4 separate regions of the Homo sapiens genome follow, and all the other regions are linked to region 2. A link is a contact called in ENCODE Hi-C or POLR2A ChIA-PET data. All regions are on one chromosome and are shown on one strand. The core of a region is the stretch at or near the end of the contact, and the rest is flanking DNA. Distances in the headings are between cores, read along the strand shown. Region 1 holds the start of SH2B1 (SH2B adaptor protein 1). Region 2 holds the start of XPO6 (exportin 6). Region 3 holds the start of NFATC2IP (nuclear factor of activated T cells 2 interacting protein). Region 4 holds the start of SPNS1 (SPNS lysolipid transporter 1, lysophospholipid).

What was found. A loop is a pair of places that touch in the nucleus more often than their neighbours do. ChIA-PET counts read pairs that join two places held with the same protein, here RNA polymerase II (POLR2A). Pooled maps may share reads with other maps.
Region 1: a loop to region 2 is called in a map of naive thymus-derived CD4-positive, alpha-beta T cell, with 10 times the contacts of the local background. The contact joins the promoter of SH2B1 here to the promoter of XPO6 in region 2. A Hi-C loop is called at or near these places in 1 of 168 maps with a recorded cell type or tissue (naive thymus-derived CD4-positive, alpha-beta T cell), 1 of 37 single-sample maps with no recorded cell type and 11 of 50 pooled maps.
Region 3: a loop to region 2 is called in a map of CD8-positive, alpha-beta T cell, with 4 times the contacts of the local background. The contact joins the promoter of NFATC2IP here to the promoter of XPO6 in region 2. A Hi-C loop is called at or near these places in 1 of 168 maps with a recorded cell type or tissue (CD8-positive, alpha-beta T cell) and 11 of 50 pooled maps. POLR2A ChIA-PET finds 5 or more read pairs at or near these places in 1 of 52 experiments (activated naive CD4-positive, alpha-beta T cell).
Region 4: a loop to region 2 is called in a pooled map, with 9 times the contacts of the local background. The contact joins the promoter of SPNS1 here to the promoter of XPO6 in region 2. A Hi-C loop is called at or near these places in 8 of 50 pooled maps. POLR2A ChIA-PET finds 5 or more read pairs at or near these places in 3 of 52 experiments (HEK293T, activated T-cell and activated naive CD4-positive, alpha-beta T cell).

Annotation. Positions count from the first base shown.
Region 1 is chr16:28,861,287-28,865,211 of GRCh38, forward strand. SH2B1 (SH2B adaptor protein 1) reads left to right here and starts at 2,557. Exons shown (of 8, transcript NM_001387430.1): 1 at 2,557-3,925. RefSeq lists enhancers at 1,632-1,701, 1,982-2,276, 1,994-2,499, 2,142-2,501 and a silencer at 2,612-2,771.
Region 2 is chr16:28,209,400-28,213,691 of GRCh38, forward strand. XPO6 (exportin 6) reads right to left here and starts at 2,566. Exons shown (of 24, transcript NM_015171.4): 1 at 1,967-2,566. The coding sequence starts at 1,969. RefSeq lists an enhancer at 1,686-2,684 and a silencer at 2,314-2,803.
Region 3 is chr16:28,949,431-28,953,919 of GRCh38, forward strand. NFATC2IP (nuclear factor of activated T cells 2 interacting protein) reads left to right here and starts at 1,507. Exons shown (of 8, transcript NM_032815.4): 1 at 1,507-1,968; 2 at 2,702-2,774. The coding sequence starts at 1,582. It overlaps NFATC2IP-AS1 (NFATC2IP antisense RNA 1), which reads right to left. Exons shown (of 2, transcript NR_186408.1): 2 at 3,472-4,489. RefSeq lists enhancers at 829-1,363, 1,383-1,883 and silencers at 1,603-1,702, 1,843-1,962.
Region 4 is chr16:28,972,334-28,976,620 of GRCh38, forward strand. It overlaps SPNS1 (SPNS lysolipid transporter 1, lysophospholipid), which reads left to right and starts at 2,445. Exons shown (of 12, transcript NM_032038.3): 1 at 2,445-3,059; 2 at 3,159-3,224. The coding sequence starts at 2,819. RefSeq lists enhancers at 2,182-2,301, 2,382-2,491, 2,590-2,759, a cis regulatory region at 2,675 and a silencer at 2,712-2,801.

The sequences.
Region 1 (3,925 bases), core at 1,307-3,806, 650 kb after region 2:
CATGTCCAGCTAATTTTTGTATTTTTAGTAGAGGTGGGGTTTCACTATGTTGGCCAGGATGGTCTTGAACTCCTGAACTCATGATGCGCCCGCCTCAGCCTCCCAGTGTTGGGATTACAGGCGTGAGCCACTGCGCCCGGCCATCTTAGAACATTTTTTTTTTTGAGACGGAGTCTCGCTCTGTCGCCCAGGCTGGAGTGCAGTGGTGCGATCTCGGCTCACTGCAAGCTCTGCCTCCCAGGTTCACGCCATTCTCCTGCCTCAGCCTCCCCAGTAGCTGGGACTACAGGCACCCGCCACCACGCCTGGCTAATTTTTTTTGTATTTTTAGCAGAGATGGGGTTTCACCGTGTTAGCCAGGATGGTCTTGATCTCCTGACCTCATGATCCGCCTGTCTCGGCCTCCCAAAGTGCTGGGATTACAGGCGTGAGCCACTGTGCCCGGCCTTGAACATTCTTAGGTGAGTCAGGATTTATCCGTCTTCCCCTCTTGGGTTATTTATTTGTCTTCGAGTTCCAGGATGGGCACTTGATCCAATCAGCTACTCAGTTCTGGAAATTTCATTGGGAATCTCAGAAAAGAGGCATGCTCCTTCTAGGAGAGTTGCTAAGCTATTAGGGTTTAAGCTTGGAGCTACAAGAAGCTATTTTGCCACTAAGAGAGGAGAGCCTGCCTGAGGGTGAAGCCAAATGCATAGGGAAGGCAGAACCAGAGATGGTGAGCCACAGGTTCCTGATATCTTCTGGCCCCTGTGTTCACCTGTCTGAATCTGTCCGCTCTGGACTTTTCGATTACTTGGGCCATAGCTTCCTTTACTGTTTAGGCCAGCTGGAGCCGGGTCAATCAGACACTGGATGGGTGGAGGATCTCACTGTGCTCATGCTTTCAACTACCCTCCGTACTTTAATTGTTCTCGATTTCTCTAACTGGCCTTGATGTCTCTTCTTAGCTCCAGACTATATGCCCACAGACGTCCCAAAAGCACGTCTGGAATTGACCTCATTATTATTATTGTTATTATTTTTGAGATGGAGTCTCGCTCTTTTGCCCAGGCTGGATTGCAGTGGCGCAGTCTTGGCTCACTGCAACTTCCGACTCTGGGGTTCAAGTGATTCTTCTGCCTCAGCCTCCTCTCAAGTAGCTGGGAGTACAGGCGCCTGCCACCAAGCCCGGCTAAAATTTTTGTATTTTTATTGCAGATGGGGTTTCACCATGTTGGTCAGGCTGGTCTCAAACTCCTGACCTCAAGTGATCCGCCCGCCTCGGCCTCCCAAAGTGCTGGGATTACAGGCGTGAGCCACTGCGTCCGGCCTTGACCTCAATTCTTTTTTTTTTTTTTTTTTTTTGATAGGGAGTCTAGCTCTGTTGCCCGCGCTGGAGTGCCGTGGCGCCATCTCGGCTCACCGCAACCTCTGCCTCCCGGGTTCAAGCTGTTCTCCTGCCTCGGTCTCCCAAGGGGCTGGGATTACAGGCGCCTGCCACCACGCCCGGCTAAATTTTTTGTATTTTTAGTACAGACGGGGTTTCACCATGTTGGTCAGGCTGGTCTCAAACTCCTGACCTCAAGCCATCCGCCCGCCTCGGCCTCCCAAAGGGCTGGGATTACAGGCGTGAGCCAGCGCTCCCGGCCCTGACCTCATTTTTTTTTTTTCTATTTTTAAAATAGGGATTCTAGTTCTGTTGCCTGGGCTGGAGTGCCGTGGCGCCATCTCGGCTCACCGCAATCTCTGCCTTCCGGATTCAAGCTATTCTCTTGCCTCTGCCTCCGGAGGGACTGGGACTACAGGCGCGCGCCACCATGCCCGGCTAATTTTTGTATTTTTAGTAGAGACGGGGTTTCACCATGTTGGCCAGGCTGGTCTCGAACTCCTGACCTCAGGTGATCCACCTGCCTCGGCCTTCCGAAGTGCTGGGATTACAGGCATGAGCCACTGCGCCCGGCCCTGACCTCATTATTTCTACCCACCCCCTCCCCCACCACTACCACCATCTTCATCTCCAGCCTCAGAGATGCAAACTCCTGGACCGCCTGCCCCTTTCCTCAGATAAACCAAGGTCGTAAGTTCAGGCTCCGCCTCCCCGCAGGGCCTCCCCAAGGTCACCCGCTTCTTTCCTCGCTCAGCTCCTTGGTGGCGTTGTCCGCGTGCCCCTCCACAGCGGGGCCGGCGCTCTAGGCTGCAGCGGGCCGTTCACACAGCCTCATCATCTCGCTGGTTTCCGGTGCTCGGCGGCTACTCTAGCCCTCAGCCGGGCCCTGGGACTCTATCCCCTAAGGCCGGTTCTCTATGGTCGACATCGCCCCTTTGTCCCGAATTTCCTCCGGGAGGACGCTCTGGTGGGATCCAAGCACTTCCCCCGCTGCGTCTGTGGTCGCTTTTAGGTGCAACTGGAGAAGGCACTGAAGCCCTACGAGATTCACACCGTCTTCGGTCTCCTGGGGTCGGCGCCGAGTGGGAGGATGGCGGAAGTAAGTATGAAGGTGCCCTTCCCTCCCGCCGCTGTTCTCTATGGTCTCTTCCTTCAGCGACGGGAAAGGGGGTCCTGACGCCTGCGCGGAACCGGGCTGGGCGCTCGTCGCGTAGTGGGTGGGGGCGCAGGGAGCGGGAGCCGCCGCCGCCGCCGCCGCCGCCGGAGCTAACCTCGGGGACCGAGATGCAGGTGGGACCGGAACCGGAACCCCCCTCTTCAAGTACCTTTTCCCTCTCCGCGACCCGGCCCTGGCGCCCGAGAGGATTCCTGGGTGGGGGTGGGCGTGGAGGGCCGGGGGCTGGAGAGGCACTCGGCCCCGGAGAGTGCAGCAGACAGGGCTGGTCCCGAGGTGGATGCGGCCCCGGAAAATGGGCGGCTGGGGGGTGTCCAGGGAGTAGGGTCGGATCGGAGTATATGGACCACCGGGCCCGGAGGGTCCGAGCCGAGAGCGGAGCCTGCACCCTCCACCTCCCGCCCTTCGGGAAATATCAGAACTGAGCCAGGAGGCAGGTGCACCGGGAAAATGTGTCTGAGTCCTGCTTGGCAGAAGAGAAACTGAGTCACCAGCTTAGGAGTCGCAGGGTCAGCGGGCCTGAAGGGGGCTGGGTCTGTCTGCGGTGCGGAGGATTGGGTGGGCCTGTGTGAGCCGAGGTGGCCGCTGGCTGGAGATTGGTTTGCACTTCTTGGCTGGGTTCCCCCGTGCTCCATGACTCCTGCATCTCCTGATTGTTTCTCGTTGGTTTGGAGTTGTCCCTGCGGTTGGAGCCATCTGAGCTTGTAGGGTCGAGGCCCAGGAGGAAGGGGAGGGTTCACCGACTTACAGCCTGGCTGTAGGTTTGAACAGGAGTCTGAGGTCGCTGAGGGTTTGGGGAGGCTTTCCTGAGCTGCTCTGGCCCCAGTCCTGGGGCTGTCACCTTCCAGTATTGCGTGGCGGGAGGAGCGCTAACAAGAGCCAAGGGTTGTAAATTCCACACCCAGCTCTGCCACTTTCTAGTTGTAAGACCTTGAGAGGGCTCCTCCTTTCTCTAATTTCTATTTTAGAAAATTGGAACAATAATATTCTTCTCCCACATGAAGATAGTAACAATGGCAGTCGTTCAGCGGATGCTTACTTTGCGTTCAGCGCTGACATACCCCATTCCATGTAATTCTCTCAACATTTCGAGGGGAGGGATCATTAGCTTTGTTTAACAGATAGAAAAACGGAGGCTCAGAGAGGACGTGGAATTTGTTCAAGATAACATCGCTCATAAGGTGGCTGGACTGGGTGCTCATAAGGTGGTTTGAGCCCTGGTCTGACTCAAGTCCATGGCCTTAACCAGAAGGCTAACCTGCCTTTAGGGCATACTCCCCAGTGGGAGAAGAGGAAGGTGAAAAATCCTAGGGCCCCAGCTCTCCCTGTGATGTTTTGTTTACGTGAGGCCAGCAAAGACTTGACCTGAGCCAACCCAGTTT
Region 2 (4,292 bases), core at 1,316-3,815:
GAGGCCGAGGCGGGTGGATCACCTGAGGTCAGGAATTCAAGACCAGCCTGACCAACATGGTGAAACCCCATCTCTACTAAAAATACAAAATTTAGCCGGGCATGGTGGCGCATGCCTATAATCCCAGCTACTCGGGAGGCTGAGGCAGGAGAATCACTTGAACCCGGGAGGCAGAAGTTGCCGTGAGCTGAGACTGCACCACTGCACTCCAGCCTGGGCAACAACAGCTGAACTCCATCTCAAAAAAAAAAAAAAAAAAAGCATTACTGAAAGAATAAATGAAGGAAGGAATGAGTGCTACTTTCATTAGCCACTAAATGTTATACCTCATACCTCTAGATTACTCTTTAGAGAAATCCTATCCCCAAATTTCATAGTTGAGGAAATTGGAACTGAGAGCTTAACTGATTTGCCACAATTCATACTGTGTAATATATATGTTAAAATACATAGACTCAGCTGTGCACGGTGGCTCACGCCTGTAATCCCAGCACTTTGGGAGGCTGAGGAGGACGGATCACTTGAGCTCAGGTTCAAGACCAGCCTGGGGAACGTGGTGAGACCTCATCTCCACAAAAAATTAGCCAGGCATGGTGGCACTTGCCTGCAGCCCCAGCTACTTGGGAGGCTAAGGTGGGAGGACTGCTTGAGCCCAGGAGGTCGAGGCTGCAGTGAGCCATGAACGTGCCACTGCACTCCAGCCTAGGAAACAAAGCAAGACCCTGTCTCAAAACAAATAAAAATAAAACACATACACTATACGTATAGCATATACTGTACGGTGCTGCTCAGCATTAATGGTGTACTTTACCCAGCTGGTTGTAAGCTCCATATCTCAGGACCTACACACTACCCACAGGCCCCTTGAATGTTTCGAAAATTCCACAGGCCTTAAGGTCTGTATCACAAAAGATGCAGCTATGTCCCTTTCTCTATTATACCACTAACTTGGCAGGGGTAAAATGGGTGAAACTGAGGAGAACAGCTCCACTCCTCGAGGTGCTCAACCACAGGCTAGGTGATCCAGTACTTACCAAGGGCTTACTATGTGCCAGGAGCTGGAGCAGATAAGGGTTCAAACAATTTGGTCTTTGAAGGAGCTGTGTATACCGCAATAGACAGATAAGGCTCAGAAATAATTACAAGAGCAAAAAGGCAAATGCTTAACAAAGAGATGTGGGTACACACATTTAGGGGAGTATTGAAAGTATCGGTCTAGAAAACGTGGAGATGTGGATACACAAAGAGATGTGAGTACACACATTTAGGGGAGTATTGAAAGTATCGGTCTAGAAAACGTGGAAGGTAGCTTCAGCAGAGATCAGAGCATGTAGAATAGCAGCCTCAGTGTCAAAAGATCACGACCATTCCTGACTTTGCCATCACCTGTGCAAGTGACCTCTGTAAATCGCTCTGTTTCCTCATATATAAACCTACAGCTAGATGAGATGTTTCTCCTACAATCACCCAGCTCTCTAAGTGTATTAGAGATGCCTAGGTTCAAAGTCAGATGCCTAGGTTCAAATCTTAACACTGTTAAAAAGTCGCTTGACCTTGAGCTGGGGAATTAATTGCTCCGTGCCTCAGTCTCCCCACTTCCGAACAGAGGGCTGGTGTGATCATTAAATACTACTGCACTGTCAATCACTTCGCGCAGGGCCTTGGCAAGTAGTAAGCCCTCAATAAACGATAGTTATTATCCGGAGGAGCTGCAGGAGGCAAACACCAGATGCAAGGGTTGTGCCTGCTGCGCTCCCAGGGCCCTCCCAGGCCTGAGCCATCATCCCTGGGGGGATGGGAGCGCAGGGCCGGGGCTGCACACTCTGCACGCATGTGTCACCGGCCAGGCTCCGCACGCGCCTCTCCCCGCCATGGGGAGAGCAGCGATGGCTCAGCAGCCCCGGGGCCCATTCCCACCCTTCCGGTAGGGCACCCCAGGAGGGAAGGGGGCTCCAATTCCACTTACCATGCTGGCCGGGGAGGGGGCGGCTCAGATGAGCTGGTTCTTGGGCTTCGGACACGTCCCGCTCGCACAGTTCAGGTCATGGTCCCGGCAGACTCGGGAAGTCCCCCACCCATGCAAAGACAACCCCTTCCCCACCGGGCCCCGAGGGGACCCTCTAAAAAGGGCAGGGCCGCCCGGGTCGCCTCATCGGGGGACCCCGAGACAATTCATCCAGACCCACCCGCCCCTCCCCAAGGAAACTGAAAAAGCAGGAAATGAGGCTCGGATGCCGGCGAGGAGGGCAGCTGCTCGGGACCCCCGCCCGGGCCCGACCCCCGCGGGGGAGGCTGCGGGCCCAGGCAGGGGCTCCCCGGCCTCCGCGGGCAGAGGTGGCGGCGGCCCCGGCCCCGAGGCTGAACGGGCGGAGGCTGACAGGCCTCGACCGCGCGGCCCAGGCGGCCGGCTCAGGGGAGAGGCCCGGGGGCCCGCGCTGTCCTCGCAGCCTCAACCCACACGGCCACTGCCGCCGCCCCCTAGAGCATCCTTGCGCGCGCCCGCCCTGGAGCCGCCCGCTAGTACCGCGCGGCCGCCCCCGACCAACAGCCCCAACGCGCCGGAAGTGGCGAGCGCCGGGCGGCCCCACAGCGCGGCCGCCGGGCTGCGGCGCTGGAACCGGACCAATCCGGAATCGAGCGGGGCGAGCGGGGGGAGCGGGCGGAGGGCGGAGGGCGGGGCTGCACCTGACGGCTCCCACTGGCCCCGCCTTCTTACCACGCCCTCTCTTGCCCCGCCCCCTGCGCCCACCGCCCGTGCGTCCACGCGGGCCGGCAGCCATCTTGGTAAAGGGAGCCCGGGCTGCCATTTTAGTAAAGGCGTGGTTTCCCTTTCGCTTTTTTCGCCCATTCATTCCGCTAAAATTTTAGTGAGTGCCTTTTACGGGCGGAGCATCGAGCTGGCAGCGTGACGACACGCGGCCCTATGGAGCTTACATTCATGCAGTCCACACACTCTTGCCCGACTATATTCCAGGCCCTGCTGTGGATGCTAGGACAGGGGAGATAAACGTAACTTCGATAGCCAAGGTGCTGAGAGAGGCAGAGAATGTGTTGGATTCCTGTTCCCATCCTCCAATCCACTTTACTCGTGAAAGTGCTCATCTTTATTTTGTTTTATTTTTGGGGACAGGTTCTTGCTCTGTTGCCCAGGCTGGAGTGCGGTAACACAATCATGGCTCACTGCAGCCTCAACCTCCTGGTGCGCCACCATGCCCAGCTAAATTTTTTTATTTTTTGCAGAGGTGAGGCCTCCTTTTGATGCTTGGGCTGGTCTGGAACTCCTGGGCTCAAGCAGCTTTCCTGCCTCAGCCTTCCAAAGTGCTGGGATTACAGGTATGAGTCATCCAGCCAGGCTGAAAGTGCTAATTTTAAGAAACAGTCAGGAAACTATCCCAAACAGCTGAGGTTGAGCCCGCGGGTGTGCCTACTACATAGATTGGAGCAAATCTATGTAACCCAATGGCCCTTGTCAACCTTAAATAACGAGATTGAGAAAATAGTATTTAAGTATAGGGTTTATTCAAGCCCGAAGCTTGAAGATGGCCCACCAGAAGTATAGTCCAATTAGTGGCAGTTACAAATGGGGTTTCCTTGTTTGTTTGTTTGTTTTTAAGACAGGGTCTTGCTCTGTCGCCCAGACTAGAGTGTAGTTTGTTGTTGTTGTTGTTTGAGACGGAGTCTCGCTTTGTCGCCCAGGCTGGAGTGCAATGGTGCAATCTCAGCTCACTGCAACTTCCGCCTCCCGGGTTCAAACGATTATCCTGCCTCAGCCTCTCGAGTAGCTGGGACTACAGGCACCCACCATGATGCCCGGCTATTTTTTTTATTTTTAGTAGAAACGGAGTTTCACCATAGTGGCCAGGCTGGTCTTGAACTCCCGACCTCAGGTGATCCGCCAGCCTCGGCCTCCCAAAGTGCTGGGATTACAGGCGTGAGCCCTCCCGCCTGGCTTCAAGTGGGTTTCTAAGGAAAAAAGAGGCATAACATAAGGTTGAATAGGAATGATGAGAAAGGGGGAAAAAATAACATAAGCTATTGCCTATACATTGTTCTTTGTATCACAAATTTCAGGAACCTGAAGGAAATGGGGGAGGCAGCTAGTCTGGAACAAAATATCTTTAAACAATTGTCCCCGAGCATGTGGAGGTGGGAGTGTGCCCGAACTCCCATACACAAGTCTCAGTGGACCTGACAAATTTTGCATACTTCACATAACTCAGACTTCCCTGAGCTATTTTTCTTTCCTGTCAAACCTCAGTGTGATCTGAATCAATTCACCCAGAAGGACTGTT
Region 3 (4,489 bases), core at 257-2,756, 740 kb after region 2:
CCTGACCAACATGGTGAGACCCCATCTCCACTAAAAATACAAAATTAGCTGGGCATGGTAGTGCACGCCTGTAATCAATCCCAGCTACTTGGAGACTGAGGCACGAGAATTGCTTGAATCTGGGAGGCAGAGGTTGCAGTGAACCGAGATCGAGCCATTGCACTCCAGCCTGGGCAATAAGAGCGAAACTCCATCTCAAAATAAATAAATAAATAAAATTAAATAAATGAATAAAATAAAATTTAAAAATAAATAAATACATAAGATTTTTTTTTGAGATGGAGTCTCACTCTGTTGCCCAGGCTGGAGTGCAGTGGTACAATCTTGGCTCAGTGCAACCTCTGCCTCCTGGGTTCCAGCGATTCTCCTGCCTCAGCCTCCCGAGTAGCTGAGATTATAGGCGCCTGCCACTACGCCTGTCTAATTTTTGTATTTTAGTAGAGACAGGGTTTTACCATGTTGGTCAGGCTGGTCTCGAACTCCTGACCTCAGGTGATCTGCCCACCTCGGCCTCCCAAAGTGCTGGATTATAGGCGTGAGCCACCACGCCCAGCCTTATTATTTCTATCTTTCTTTCTTTTTTTGAGAGAGAGTCTCGCTCTGTCGGCCAGGCTGGAGTGCAGCGGCAGGATCTGGCTCACTGTAACCTCTGCCTCCCGGGCTCAAGCAATTCTCCTGCCTCAGCCTCCTGAGTAGCTGGGATTACAGGCGCACGCCACCACGCCCGCCTAATTTTTGTATTTTTAGTAGAGACGGGGTTTCACCGTGTTGGCCAGGCTGGTCTTGAACTTCTGACCTCGTGATTCGCCTGCCTCGGCCTCCCAAAGTGCTGGGATTACAGGCGTGAGCCACCGCGCGCGGCCAGCCTTATTATTTCTTTAAAGCATTTTTGAGACAGGGTCTCGCCCTGTCACCCAGGCTGGGGTGCAGTGGTGCGATCTCCGCCTCCCGGGCTCCAGCGAAACTCCCACCTCAGCCTCCTGAGTAGTTGGGACCACAGAGGGGTGCCACCACGCCCGGGTAATTTTTGCATTCTTAGTAGAGACGCGGTTTCGCCACATTGGCCAGGCTGGTCTCAAACTCCTGAGCTCAACCAATCTGCCCGCCTCAGCCTTTCAAAGTGCCAGGATTACGGGCGTGAGGCACCGCGCCTGGTTAAATCCGCGGTTTCCACAGGGAATTCCAGGCCCGCCTTCCTTCTCCCGGAAACCTTACCGCTCGAGGACTACATTTCCCAGGATGCCCTGCGACTAACCAAGCCGGAAGACGGTTGTCTTGGTTGGGCGGGTCCGGGAGAGGCTCGTCTGTGGAGAGGTGGCCCAGCCAATGGGTGAGGCCGACTGAATCGAAAGCTACGGTGATTGTGCCGAGGTGATTGGAATCTTTGGCGCCTTGGTTTCAGAGGTGGGCGCATGATGAGCGGGTACAGAGACCAATGAAAAGGCGGGAAGGCGGATCCCGCGCGTGGGGCGCGAAGAGTTGCTGACGAGCAGGCTGTTTGTCCAATGCAAGGCGAAAGTCGCTGAAGGGGGCGGGGCGAGGCGAGAGGAGGCGGGCGTGTGTTGTGGAGGAAAGTGTGCCATGGCGGAGCCTGTGGGGAAGCGGGGCCGCTGGTCCGGAGGTAGCGGTGCCGGCCGAGGGGGTCGGGGCGGCTGGGGCGGTCGGGGCCGGCGTCCTCGGGCCCAGCGGTCTCCATCCCGGGGCACGCTGGACGTAGTGTCTGTGGACTTGGTCACCGACAGCGATGAGGAAATTCTGGAGGTCGCCACCGCTCGCGGTGCCGCGGACGAGGTTGAGGTGGAGCCCCCGGAGCCCCCGGGGCCGGTCGCGTCCCGGGATAACAGCAACAGTGACAGCGAAGGGGAGGACAGGCGGCCCGCAGGACCCCCGCGGGAGCCGGTCAGGCGGCGGCGGCGGCTGGTGCTGGATCCGGGGGAGGCGCCGCTGGTTCCGGTGTACTCGGGGAAGGTGCGCCCGGTCCCGGGGAGGGGACCGGCGGAAGGGCCAAGGGCTTGGCCTCCAGGGAGGGGCCGGCGTTCGGGGAGGGTAGGGCTATAGGGGTGTTGAGGCTGGCGTTCTGGGGCTGGTCCTCGGGCGTTAGGGTGTTGGAGGCAGGGAGAGGCAGGGCTCCGGGACTTTCTGCAGACTGGGGTGGTGAAGGAGGGTGGGATGCGTTGGAAGTTTAGGATTCCTAGGAGCTAGAGTCTTGGGGGCACAGGGAGGCTGAAGAGCTGGGATTCCTGAGATTTTGGAGAGGGACTGGGAGGACCTGGGGCCGTTGGATTTTGAGGTTGGGGTCCATGGCAAATGAAGCCAGGGAGCTGCAGTATTGGGGGTTGGGGTCCATGCGGGTTCAGAGAGGACTGGGCGGCTCCAGAGGCTGGGGTCCCCCGATGGTCGTGTGAGCAATGGGCTGAGAGTCCCTAAGAGTCAGGGGTAGAGGGGCGGCTAGTAACCTAGTTAAAAAGGGCAAGGAAGCATACATTTCAGAGTGTCTTAGGCAGATGGAGGAAAGGGTGAAGGGTACTTCCATTCTGAATCCTGGGGAAGCTGGACTTCTAGGTTGCCAGGAGAGGGCCAAGGTGTCCACGATCTTAGGGAGGATTTGGGAGCTGGGTGTCAGGGAAGAATTACCCCCAATTTTTTCTTTCGGTAGGGGAAGGACTTGGGCCTGACCCCTCTCCCTTCTTTGTCTTTGCAGGTTAAAAGCAGCCTTCGCCTTATCCCAGATGATCTATCCCTCCTGAAACTCTACCCTCCAGGGGATGAGGAAGGTAAGGGAGGGCCTCCAGGGAGAGGCACGCAGCCGCTGGCTTCTCTTAAGAGAATTCCTGGGGTTTATATTCCTGCAGTCAGTTGTCTCCTGAGGCTCAAGGGAAGAGCGTGGGAGAGGGGACTCCTGCATCCCAGCCACAGGAGCTGGATTGTTAACAAGCATAGAATGTATTAATGTATACATTTCTGGTGCCACCTGAAGAGATGCTGATTCTGTAGTCCTGGGCGGGGCAGGAGGCGGTAAGGTGTTGAGAATCTGTGACATCTTGTTACATCTGCAGCAAGTTCTTTGGGAACACTGGAGCCAGCAGGGTGTTCTCTGAATCTTATCAGGGATGCCCTGTCTTTGTCCTCCCCCACTGATGCATTTTTTGCAAACAACTCAAGGGCGGGGAATAGGAATCTAGTCTAATAAGGAAATAATCCAGTGGGCAAATGGAGACCTTGGACCAAGACTCTTGTACCATGAGGGAGTACAGTGGGGTGATTAAAAGCAAACAGGAGCCATCTGGCCTGGGTTTGAATCTCAGTTCTCTCTTTTTTTTTTTTTTTTTTAGACAGAGTTTCGCTTTTGTTGCCCAAGCTGGAGTGCAATGGCACGATCTCGGCTCGCTGCAACCTCCACCTCCTGGGTTCAAGCGATTCTCCTGCCTCAGCCTTCCCAGTAGCTGACTAATTCCCACCACGCCTGGCTAATTTTTTGTATTTTTAATAGAGATGGGGTTTCACCATGTTGGCCTGGCTGGTCTTGAACTCCTGACCTCAGGTGATCCGCCCATCTTAGCTTCCCAAATTGCTGGGATTACAGGCGTGAGCCACTGTGCCCGGCCTCAGCTCTATCTCTTAATAGCTGTGTGATCTTAGGCGAGTTTCTTTTTTCTTGTTTTGAGACAGAGTCTCACTCTGTCACCCAGGGTGGAGTGTAGTGGCGCAATCTTAGCTCACTGCAACCTCCATCTCCCAGGTTGAAGCCATTCTCCTGCCTCAGCCTCCCGAGTAGCAGGGATTACAGGCGCCCGCCACCATGTCTGGCTTTTTTGTATTTTTAGTAGAGATGGGGTTTCATCATGTTGGCCAGGCTGATCTCGAACTCCTGACCTTAGGTGATCTGTCTGCCTTGGTCACCCAAAGTGCTGGGATTACAGGCGTGAGCCACCACGCCCAGCCTGGGCAAGTTTCTTAATTTCTCAGTGCTTCAATTTCCTCATTATCAAAGTGGGGATAATAGTAGACCCCATTTTGGTGCTGATTTTGGTGAGAATTAACGAAAGGGAATATAGAGAGAGCTGCCTCTTGGCTAGATATATGCTTTAGGACAGTACCTAGGACACAGAAGTGCTACGTAAAAGGTACCTCTATCCCTGATACTCAAAACGTGGGCCCAGCCATATATGGCATCCGTTGGAAGCTTGCTAGAAATGCAGGATCGGCTGGGCACAATGGCTCAAAGTGCTGTAATCCCAGCACTTTGGGAGGCTGAGATGGGAGGATTGCTTGAGCCCAGGAGTTCGAGACCAGCCTGCGCAACATGATGAGACCCTGTTTCTACAGAAAAATAAAAAATTAACCAGGCATGGTGATGTGTACTTGTAGTCCTAGCTACTCAGGAGGCTGAGGTGGGAGAAACACCTGAGCCCAGGAAGTCGAGGCTGCAGTGAGCCATGATCATGCCACTGCACTCCAACCTGGGTGACACAGTAGGACCTGGTCTCAA
Region 4 (4,287 bases), core at 1,195-3,694, 760 kb after region 2:
CCGAGTAGCTGGGATTGCAGACGCCCACCACCACGTCTGGCTAATTTTTTGTGTGTGTTTTTAGTAGAGATGGGTTTTCACCATCTTGGCCAGGCTGGTCTTGAACTCCTGACCTTGTGATCCACCCGCCTCGCCCTCCCAAAGTGTTGGGATTACAGGCGTGAGCCACTGCGCCCGGCCTAGTAAACGTTATTGTTTCCTTAACCATAAACATGTCGAGTCTAGGAATGCCTTACTTTCTGTAATTCAGTCCAGCAAGTCCCAGCCTTATTTTCCTAACCGTCACTCAAGATGGAGTCACTCTGGTCCGAACGTCTCTGACAGTTCATTCCTTTTTCTTGTTAAGCTATTCCCGTTGTATGAATAGATTATGCCCCTGTTGATGGACATGTGGATTCTTTTCATTTTTGGGCTATTATGAATAATGCATTTATGAACATTCATATACAGGTTTTTGTTTGGACACGTTTTCATTTCTCATTGGTGGTTACCTAGGAGTGGAATTGCTGGGTCATATGGGAAGTGTATATTTAATTTTTATTTATTTAGTTTTTTTGTAGAGATGAGTCTTGCTTTGTTGCCCAGGCTGATCTTGAACTCCTGGGCTGAAGTGATCCTCCCACCTCAGCTTCCCAAAGGGCTAGGATTACAGGCATGAGCCACTGTGCCTGGCCAAAAACACAATTTTTAAAATGGACAAAAGAGCTGGGTGCAGTGGCTCACACCTGTAGTCCTAGCATTTTGGGAGGATGAGGTGGGAGGATTGCTTGAGTTCAGGAGTTCCAGACTAGCCTGGACAACATAGCGATAACTCATCTCTACAAATATAAAAATTAAAATGACACTGGGCATGGTGGCTCACCCCTGTAATCCCAGCACGGTGGGAGGCTGAGGCGGGCAGATCACTTGAGGTCAGGAGTTCAAGACCAGCCTGGCCAACCTGCTGAAAGCCCATCTCTACCAAAAATACAAAAAATTAGCCGGGTGTGGTGGCACGTGCCTGTTATCCCAGCTACTTGGGAGGCTGAGGCACAAGAATCGCTTGGACCCCGGAAGTGGAGGTTGCAGTGAGCCGAGATCCCGCCACTACACTCCAGCTCCAGCCTGGGTGACAGAGCAAGCGTCTGTCTCCAAAAAAAGAAAGAAAGAAAAAAAAAAAGAGTTCTTTACATGGATACAAGTCCTTTGGCAGATAGATGCTTTGTAAATATTTTCATTCAACCTGTGGCTTGCCTTTTCACTTCAGAGGTGCAATTTACAATGCGTATCACTCTCTAGATAAGCTCCACGAGGGAAGGGAGTAAGTCTGCCTTTCCCTGAAACCTGGTAAAATGCCAGGCACATACATGTTCAATAATATCTTGTTGAGGGAATTAAATGCCTGCAACCTGAAGTTCCTGTCCGCCAGGGGAAACCAAGCTTAAGGTTCTGAAACACGAGGCACCTAATATGGGGGGGGGGGGGGGGTTAAAGCCAATTATGGGTATTCGGACTCGAAATAGTTTCTAACAAGGCGTTTTGGGGTTGGGGGATGCTCTCCCCACGAGATTCCAGGATTTCAGTAGAGGGCCTTTAAGGGCTGGTTGAAAGATGGGTCTTGAAGCTGTATTTGCACAGAACTATACTAATTTTACTTAGAGTGCTTTATTAGATGTAGCTTGGAGATTATAGGGTGCCACTAAAGAACCACTCCCAAGTTATCCCTTTGACCCTAGTCCTGCAGCTGGGAGTCTCCTTAGGCTAGGAGCTCCTGCCTGCCCTACAAAAGCCCACCGGAGGGCGCAAGGGCTCCAATCCCGATTGGAGTGAGGAAAAATATGCTCCAGGAGCGGCGGGTGGAGACGCTTCCTTTAATAGGTATTTAAGTGTCCACGGTGAAGGCTCAGGAGTTTACAAGGCTAGCAGGGTTGGGGAATCTCAACAAAGGGCGGGGCGTTGCTCAAGCTCCATCCGTCCGTCCGTCCATCCCTCCGTCCCTCCAATCCTCCATCCATCGCGCTGCTCAAGCTCCATCCATCCATTTATCCATCCATCCATCCATCCTTTATTGAGAGTAAAAAGCCGCCAACCAGACCCTGGGAGGAAGACAGGATGGTTCCCGAGAACTAGGGCTGCTCCTTGGCTTTTAGAGGTATCTACTACTTCCAAAACCTTTTGAGACCCCATTATCCCGTTTGATGAAGATGGAGTCTGCCACGTGGGGGTTCCAGATAAGACAGCTGAGATTCGGAAGGGCAGGCGACTCCACCTAGTCACGGGGACGCTCTTTTTGACGCTCCAGGGACCGCAGGGTCTGGGAAAGTTCCTGGTTACTCCGGCGACCGGCCGGCCGTCACATGACATGTGAGCCCGGGCGGAACGCCCAAGAGGCTTCCGTAGTCGGGTGGCAGGTCACGTGTCGAAGGCTTGCCCGCGGGGACCCCTTCCACCCTGGCTCCCGCGTCACATGACCGGCTTTAAGCAACATGGCGGCTGCCGTGGTGCAGCGCCCGGGCTGAGCGACAGCAAGTGCAGCGGGCTCCTACCCCGGGTGAGGGGTGGCCTCCGCGTGGGATCGTGCCCTCTTCAGCCCGCTCCTGTCCCCGACATCACGTGTATTCCGCACGTCCCCTCCGCGCTGTGTGTCTACTGAGACGGGGAGGCGTGACAGGGCCCGGGTCCCTTCTCAGTGGTGCTCTGTGCTTCAGGGCAAGCTCCCCGTCTCCGGGCGCACTTCCCTCGCCTGTGTTCGGTCCATCCTCCTTTCTCCAGCCTCCTCCCCTCGCAGGTGGGATCGTCGGTGGGACCGGAGCGCGGGCGGGCGCGGCCCCCCGGGACCATGGCCGGGTCCGACACCGCGCCCTTCCTCAGCCAGGCGGATGACCCGGACGACGGGCCAGTGCCTGGCACCCCGGGGTTGCCAGGGTCCACGGGGAACCCGAAGTCCGAGGAGCCCGAGGTCCCGGACCAGGAGGGGCTGCAGCGCATCACCGGCCTGTCTCCCGGCCGTTCGGCTCTCATAGTGGCGGTGCTGTGCTACATCAATCTCCTGAACTACATGGACCGCTTCACCGTGGCTGGTAGGGACTCACTTCTGGGAGGAAGATAGTCTAGGAGAGGGGAGCCAGGGTCCCGAGGGTGGCGCTGCTTTGCCGGACCATCCTGAATTTTCTCCTCAGGCGTCCTTCCCGACATCGAGCAGTTCTTCAACATCGGGGACAGTAGCTCTGGGCTCATCCAGACCGGTGAGTGGGGACCACTCCTGGTCACACAGCCGCTCCTCCTTCTGTTCTGTCTCAAGTGGGGCCACGCGCTGGCCTGTCTAGGGGCTCATTAATGGAGGTTTTGTGGCCAGTTAGGGGAGGTGATGGCCCTGATGTTGCTCGGGGGTCAGCGGGACACCACATTTAAAGAGGGAGTCAGTTTAGTATAACTAAGTATAACTTCACCCAGGTGAAGACAGACCTGGGTTTAAATCTCAGCTCTTCCACTTATTGTGTGATGGTAGGCAAGGCACTCAACCTCTCTAAGCCTCATTTTCCTTGTCTATAAGATGGAACAAGTAATAACACGAATCATCTCTTAGGACTGATGTGAAGATTAACTAAAAGATTGTCTGTGAAGGGCCTAGTGCAGTGTTTGGCACATGGTAGACACCCAGTAAATAATGGCAGGAGGGTTGGGTGTGGTGACTCACGCCTGTAGTCCCAGCACTTTGGGAGGCCAAGATGAGTGGATCACTTGAAGTTAGGAGTTCAAGACCAGCCTGGTCAACATGACGAAACCCCATCTGTACTAAAAATACAAAAATTAGCCAGGCATGGTAGCGAGCGCCTGTAATCCCAGGTACTTGGGAGGCTGAGGCATGAGAGTTACTTGAACCCGGGAGGCAGAGGTTGCAGTGAGCCGAGATCGCACCACTGCACTCCAGCCTGGGTGACAGAGCGAGACTCCATCTCATAAATAAATAAATAAGTAAAGGCAGGAGAGGGTGTCTGGAATGGGGAGAGGTGTGTTTTACTTGTTCACAACTTTGGGACTTGTGGGAGAGGCAAAGCTAGAGCCAAGCCCTTTTTCTTCCTTCCATCCTTCATTCATTTCTCAACCATTTCTGAGTACTCATTGTGTGCCAGGCCTGGAGGAAGTGATGATTACACCTGTAGGACTTTGCGAAGAACTTTTATGCCCCTTGTCTTCTAATCCTTCTATCAGTCAAAAATAGGTGTTACTGTTCCTATTTTATAGAGGAAGTAGGTAGTGATATCTACAGCTTATAAAGAAACTGAGGCTTGGAGAAGAGTTAAGACT